3 separate regions of the Homo sapiens genome follow, and regions 2 and 3 are each linked to region 1. Evidence: read pairs that join two places in POLR2A ChIA-PET (ENCODE). Cell type or tissue: IMR-90. All regions are shown on one strand.

Evidence for each region. ChIA-PET counts read pairs that join two places held together with the same protein. Peaks named below come from ENCODE experiments on the same cell type or tissue, not always from the same donor. Only the 100,000 strongest peaks of a DNase experiment are listed, where the experiment ranks them.
Region 2: POLR2A ChIA-PET joins it to region 1 with 15 read pairs; 1 of 35 experiments calls an interaction of 5 or more read pairs at or near these places.
Region 3: POLR2A ChIA-PET joins it to region 1 with 5 read pairs; 1 of 35 experiments calls an interaction of 5 or more read pairs at or near these places.

What each region holds. Positions count from the first base shown.
Region 1 is chr5:53,248,451-53,250,950 of GRCh38, reverse strand. No RefSeq gene overlaps it. Among named protein-coding and RNA genes, the nearest start is that of MOCS2-DT, 140 kb to the right of the region's middle. In IMR-90, no CTCF peak of the experiment used is centred here; a DNase peak (open chromatin) is centred at 1,210; H3K27ac peaks cover 1,264 bases.
Region 2 is chr5:53,402,526-53,405,025 of GRCh38, reverse strand. No RefSeq gene overlaps it. Among named protein-coding and RNA genes, the nearest start is that of FST, 77 kb to the left of the region's middle. In IMR-90, no CTCF peak of the experiment used is centred here; a DNase peak (open chromatin) is centred at 1,055; H3K27ac peaks cover 1,041 bases.
Region 3 is chr5:54,258,273-54,260,772 of GRCh38, reverse strand. The region is part of intron 1 of ARL15 (ARF like GTPase 15); the gene reads left to right. Among named protein-coding and RNA genes, the nearest start is that of ARL15, 51 kb to the left of the region's middle. In IMR-90, no CTCF peak of the experiment used is centred here; a DNase peak (open chromatin) is centred at 1,462.

The DNA.
Region 1 (2,500 bases):
ACACAATCACGAAATCACCTAACACATTTCTCACAATGTATCCCCTTTGTGAAGGGACAAATGAATTCAGAATGCCAACATTTTAATTCATAATATGACACATCAATTATCATCGGTGTACTTGGGAGTTATGGCCTCTCTCCTGGAATCAAGGTATTTGGGAGTCAGACTATTAATCGGAAAGTTTGAGAGTCAAACCATTAGTCACAAATAGGTAACTGGAAAATAGAAAATAGGAAGTGGTGTTTGGAGATATTCTACTTAAGTTCAGAAAGCTTTGATGAACTATTACTAACCCAGTGTCTCTTCCAAAAAGACATTTTTTCTTTAATTCAGGCCGCCCTCTTTTCCTTGAAATGCATTTTCTTAAGATCAGTTAATATTACTTATTAATATATAAATTAATATATGGGACTGAGAAAGAGTCAATTCCTTAGGCTTCCAGGGTTACCCCCAAATACTGGTTTATACACATCACAGAGGAAATGAAAGGCTCAGATTAAATGACCCAAAGAGTGTCACATAGTTAGCAGGTGCCATAGCTGAGCTCTGCCCTCAGGTTTTCTTTAAACTTAGCGCTTGTGGCTTTTACTAGTCATTGAGAGAGAGCTGCTGTTTAGAGGCTACAGCATCAAGAGCTATTCTAGGGGATAAATGAAGTCAACATGTGTGATGAAATTATTAACATGTACTTAGGACACATATCATTGCCGAATGTGTATGTGCAGTCTGTGCCCTGCTCCCACTCTTGTCAGCGGGAAAGATTGTTGTCCTTTGCATCAGTTTCTGGGCTCCCCTTTGGATCAGAGAACCTTAGTAACAGTCAAGGCAGAGGAAAAAATGAAAGAAAACCAAGTGGCTGAGTTGATTTACACAACAGCTGAGGGAGAGTGTAGAGGGGAAGGAAGAGAGCAAAAGCTTTATGGGGTTGGTGTCAGGGAGAACATATTTTGCTGCAAAGAGGAAAGTGAAGAGAAGAATAAACGACTATAGAGAAGCTTGGATGAGAGAGAATTGTAAAGTAGAAGACTAGGAGTTGAAAAATTATTGCTTTGAGTTGTGAGTTAAATTCTCTTTGCATAACACAAGCAAATAATAGAATTATTTTTCATTACTCATGGTTATTTTACAGGACTGTTTCTTTGAGTGAGACTCCTTGGCAAGGCTTGTTCATGTGGAGTCTCAGGGTTTATTTACATCCTGGCTGGAGGAAAGACACATCATTCCTCAAGACTGATTCATTTGAAGTAGAGGTCGGGCTGGCTTTATGGGGCTTGTGGCCAGCAGGACTGTGCAAGGCCCATGCTCAGAAGGACCTCATGTTTTTCTATTGCAGTCCTGAAATTCTTAATAATCTTATTCCTGAATTTGCGTTGTATAGGTGAAATATGATGGGACATGGAGTGGGGGTGGGAGAATGGGGGAGGCTTGGGCTGGACATACAGGAGGACAGGGTGGGAGGCTGGTGGCAACTGGAGGCAGCTCCGGTGGCAGCCTTTCCAGCACTGGTGAACCTCATGCATTCAGCCTATTGCCTACCCTGATCTAGGGACTGAGCGATTCTGGGTGGAAAGGTTTAAAGATTCTTGGACTCACCTGTCTGCCCTGAGCTGGGCCAGTGGGAAGGGGAGATGCCTAACTCGACTTCTCCAAGGGTGGCTGGTGGGACCTGAGATAGCACACTACATGCCCCATGTCTCTGGACTGGGTCCCCAGCCAGGGCTTTGTAGTGAGGGGTGGAAGTAGGGTGGAGGACGTCTACTCTCTCTGGCAAGTATACCTGTGGCTTGGACTGCTCCAGGGATTGGTTCTGTGTTTTGGGGAGTTCTCTCTTCTTGCTTCCAACCTTCCTGAGTTTGATATGCATTTTCCCTTTCTGGTCAGCTCAGAGGGCCTGCAGGGTTGAGCCAGTAAATATGAACTGGGAAATTTTGGAGATCTCCTACCAGTTAAATGCTCTTATATTTACATTTAAAATTGGCATGGCACAATATGAAGGTGAACGGTAAAATTTATGTTATTAACTTAAAATTTTAATTTTTCTTGACTTAGGATGGCATTAGATAGCAAATAAAAAACATGACAGAGAGGGATCACTAGAAGAAAGGAAAAAGCTTGATATTTTAGTACTTTTAATGGCAACTTTTTCCTGTTTTTTGACCAAGGCGCCTTGGGTTTTCATTTTTCACTGGGACCAACAGATTATGTAGCCAGTCTTAAGCAGGGAAATTTATAAGACATAATTGCCAGAAGTCTGGAGAGAGCTGGCTGAAATGGTTTCAGATTTAAGATGGAAATAGAGTCAATGCACCTTGCTACTGGAAATGGTAGGACTCTTTTGGATGGATAAAATGCTGCAGAGCATAGGACCCTGTCAGATTCTGTAGTAGGGCAGATATTAGCTCAAATTCTGACTTTCCACAGTTTATTAATAAAACTTAATATTTCCTGGCAAATGAACTATTCCATCAACTGTGCCATGGGGTGTTGCTTGAATATA
Region 2 (2,500 bases), 150 kb before region 1:
ACCATTAGAGTACATTTCAACTCAAAATAGCTGCATTTTGGCCGGGCATGGTGGTTCATGAACAGATCACCTGAGTTCAGGAGTTCGAGACCAGCTTGGCCAACATGGCGAAACCTCATCTCTACCAAAAATACAAAAATTAGCCAGGCATGGTGGTGCACAACTGTAAACCCAGCTACTCGGGAGGCTGAGGCAGGAGAATCACTTGAATCCAGGAGGTGGAGGTTGCAGTGAGCCGAGATTGTGCCACTGCACTCCAGCCTTGGCTACAGAGTGAGACTCCATCAAAAAAAAAAAAAAAAAAAAGCTTATTTCAAGGGCTCAATAGCCTCATATAGATAGTAGCTACAATGTTGAATAATGAAGAGCTAGAAGAATAAACATCAAAAATATTAATAGTTGTTATCTATAGGTTGTACAATTATGAATTTATCTCTTTGCTTACTCATATTTTCTAGATTTATAATAAACATATGTTACCTTCATAAGATGAGAAATCTATGCTTAATTTAAAATATGTCATAAAGCAACTTTATATGGTGAAACTCTCATTTGTTCATACCTCTAAAAATTCTAGTGGAGAGAGATGTAGTCTGTTTTTAAGACAGTTGAAGTTTGTGACTTCAGTACTACAGGCATTTCAGAGAACTGTGTGTGTGTGTGTGTGTTTATGTATATAAAGATCCTGTATGAAGTCCTTTCTGTGGACCCTGGCAATCTCTACAGTCATGGAGGTGTAGTGGCCCTGAGGCACAAGAACAAGCCTTTTGGTGATGATCATTAGCCTGAAGTTGTAGTCCTGAATTTTGATCAAATCCATTTTTCTTCATCAGAGTATTTTTACATTTGTCAGCCCAGGACGACCTACTGGACCAAACACAAAATCTGGGATAGATAGTTCTTGGGTTAGTTGTAGAGGTTAAGTGTGAGCATTTCAGAGTATTTGGGGCCAGATTCCCATCAAAAACAATCCGTTGGGAATTTGGAGTACCCAACTGTTAGCCAAGTTAGGGTCTAGTTCAGTATTCCTATGAAATGACACACTGGAATTATTCTGTCAGAGGGAGCTATGGAATGTACCCCACCACATGATTAGATAGCTCTGAACTATAAACAGTGGAACTGTTGGAATGCCAAATGGAGTCACATGGAGATAAGTGACACTTTACATCTTAGTGGCATCACAACAAACTACTATATTCGTTAAAGATTTACACTTTGGGTACCTTGGCCTATGTAAGTGATGGCCTAAAATGATGGCCTAAATCATTTCTTGTTCCCTTAGTATTTATTATAGTAAAATTAATCATGATAAAAATCATTTGACATTAATGCCCATGTCATAAGTACTTATCAAATTTCTGCCCCATGATTCATTATTAATTTTTCAAGATATTCTCAGATGTTCTGGGGATAGAGTTAAGATGTCCCTGGGATGATTTTCCAAGGTTATGACTAGAGCAATTTGGTCCAATCAGACAAAGTCTCATGTGCCTGTAAGCATAAAGCAACTTCCAAGACACATGCGCACCAGACCACTGGAATTCCTTGGCATTGTTTTACGAAGCAGGAGGCTTGGGTAGTGGGACACTCAATAAACTACTCAGTATTTCTTTTTGTTTTAAAAACAAGTCATTCTTACAAAACAAGCCTTGTCTTTGGTTTCCGAACCACAAAATTCTGAAGCTGGGGTTTTCAGGAAACCACTGTATTTCTGAATGAAATGTTGCTAAGCCCCATCATCATTTTTGGTTATTGCACTCTGTTCAGAGGCTCTCATGGTTTATTATAAGCCATTTCATACAGGCCTTGGTAAAGATACTGATGTAGAATTAAAGAGAAAAGATGTGACATCTCTTCTTTTTTTAGGCTACAAGAATTAATTGACATTTTCCCTGGCCATTTTCTTTGACTCATTGGCAGAATAGATATGATACAAAACTGCTCTGTTCCCTGTTTCATAGAACAAACTATTTGAGGAAGAATGTTTTCAATGACATTCCACGGAGTGGAAAAATTAGTCTCCTCTATGTACAGGGATAGTCACAGAAATTTTATGGTCTATCAAACCTAGGATTTGGAAAAAATAATCCAGTGAGCTTTACTAAAGTTTCCAAAAAGACTTTGCATCAGGGCAAATTGCTTTAACAAATAGACCCCAAAGTATATAGGTTCAAATATAATACAAGTTTATTTCTTGTCCATATACCAGTGGTAGGCAGGGGAAAATGTGGGCAGTAGCTTTTCTCCACACAGTCATTTAGAAATCTAGGTTGATAGAGGTCTTGCTAACTTCAGTATATGGATGCACCAAGGTTTTCCCAACAGGGATTTCCTACTAGGGAAAATAAGCCAGAGAAAAGAATTTTATGGACCAGAACTGGACATGGCATGTAACATTTCCATGGCATGAGTGGAAATCTTGAGTTCATAGGCTAGAACTCAATTTATATGGTCTTACCTAGTTGTAGAGAAGACCGGAAAACGTAGTCCTTAGCTG
Region 3 (2,500 bases), 1.0 Mb before region 1:
TGTAGCGTGGAAGATGTCTGTGATTCTGTGTTCAGAAGAATGCCCCTTGAGTCATTGTCAGAGAGTTTCATCCTGTTTAGAGCACTCTGCCCTCTTGAGATAGGAAAAATATGCATTATATAAAGAATTTTTTCAAATCAGGGTTGAAACCAGTAGGACTTTTATTTCTTTGTTAAGTGGTAAATCAGCCTAACTAGAACCCTGTGGTCTCTTGGGATTTATTTCTACTTGGAGCATTGTGGTCTTTGAGTTGGGTTAATATGAATGGAGCTTCTAGGACTTGTTCAACTCTTGAATTAGTTCCTGAGGTACCAAAAGTGACAGACCAGACTCTGAACAGCATAGACATATCAAAAGAAAACGATTTGGAATTATGGAATTCATTTTAATGAATCTGTAATGTCAAATAGAGTGGTGACTTAGTACCTATGTAATTGTTATGATAATGGTTGAAGGAATCACACTTTCATCCCATCTACCCTGGTTCTTCCTTTTCTGCTAGTACAGAGAAGCTGGTTTGCATTTAAGCTCAGAGTGGCTCTGAGTAGGAGTAGGACAAGGAAAGAAAGAAGAGTGCAGAGTGCAGGATGTGCATTCCAGAGTGGCACCATTAAAGATGCGCATGCTGTATACCTCACGCTAGGATGGCCAAGGGAACATTAACGTGCTTTAATAAATGTGCTTTCCTCTGAGACTATGGGCTTAGACAATGGTTTGCATCACTCTTGAATTCTAACACATTCAGGGTTTATTTGGGGGAAATTATTTCAGGTTGACGAATGAATTCTAGCATTTCCTGCATTCCTGTTTGTCTGTATTCACAGAATCAGTTGTACCACTAAAAGTAGTGGAAATTCTAAGTGTTTTGGGTAGGCATCCTCTTCCATGATTCTTAAAATATTGGGTATCTGTATTACAATCAAGTTGCTGGCCAGGAACGAAAAGGATTTTTGCTCATTGTAAAGCAATGTTATAATTTTGCTGTGATGTTGTAAGACCATGTGATAATGTTGTATACTGCTGATTGTCCTATTTGTCAGATAGCACATTACTTGGCCATTCTTTATGCCTGTATGTTCTCTGAGATACAGAAGAGTTATTGTAGTCATTTACCTCCCCTGCAGTGTAGGGGTCTATAGATATTGTTGATTTTTGGGTGTCTGAATGTTGATGACCTCCCAACCATGAAAATCTGTTAAAATCCTGGACTGTTTCTTTTTTCCACTCATCTCTAACCTGTTTCTTTCACTTGCCGTCACTTCAGGGAATTTCAACTAGTTTCAGTATTGGGAAGGAGAAGATGTGTGGGATAAATAAGCTAATAGAAATGTTGAGTTGCTGAAAAATCACATCCTCATTCCTGGAAAGAAATGATTTAGGGGTGATTTGTAGTTTTCCAGTTTACTTATATATCTATTTCTCTGGTGTGAGTCATCAGGAATGGATGACAGAACTGTTTGACAGCAGCCAACCCCAAGGTTAAGTTTATATGTGTGTGCATATATCAGTATGTGTGTGTGTGCATATATGAGTATGTGTGTGTATGTGGGGTGAGTGAGTCCTGCCTATTCAAATGGGTGAGTGCCCATGGTTGACCCCAGGCTGTTCTGTTCTTTGTTTAGAGGCCTGATGAATACTGGGTCCAAGATGAATGATCATAGGTGCACCCTATTAGGCTCTAATCATTCAACGTAGGCCTCTCTGTCCTAAATTGAGAGCCAAGAGGATAGCTTGGCTGGATTGAAAGTGTCTCCACTGGACAACAAGGGTTGAAGTAGCTGTCTAGACTGAATACAGTCTTGCCCCTTTCTTTGAATTTGTCTATATGGTTGTTCATGTTTCAAAATGTGTGTTTTCCTTACAGAGCCTGAGGCAACCACCTCTGGCATCATGTTCTCCCCATTCCATGACACTGCCCCCGTTTCCCCACCTCAGCTTAGCCTGGAGGGGCTCAGGGTGGGTGCTTTGGGCCTGTGATCTTCATGTTTCTTGGCAGCTTTGGCTTGATCACTGAATCTTAGGGAGAATCTGTTTTTCATTTCATGCCCCTCTCCTTCCATTCCCCTTCTGATCTGGTGGCTTTCCATTACTCCAGAGGATGTTGAGCTGCATTGGGGACTTTTTTGGCCCCAGGTAGAATTAAGTGCCCTGGGGAATTTGTACATTCTGGAGCTATTCTAGGGACAGTATGGGAATTATAGTTGAATTAGGATCAGCTTGTGATCTAGGACTTCCTTTCAAGAGAAGGTGGACTCTCTTAGAGTGTAGTTCTTTAAGGATTAGTAATTGCTCTTTTCCCAGCACCTTGATTTTTCTCTATGAATCTCTTGCCTCAGATCCCCTAAAAAAATGGGGCTAGACAGACATAGCTCGTGAATAATGTGAAAACTTGATGTCCCTCCATGAGTATCCATCTGTAACGGGAGGATGGGTTGATTTCTTTTTGAGACAGGTTCTCACTCTGTTGCCCAGGCTGGAGTGCAGTGGCACAGTCACAGCT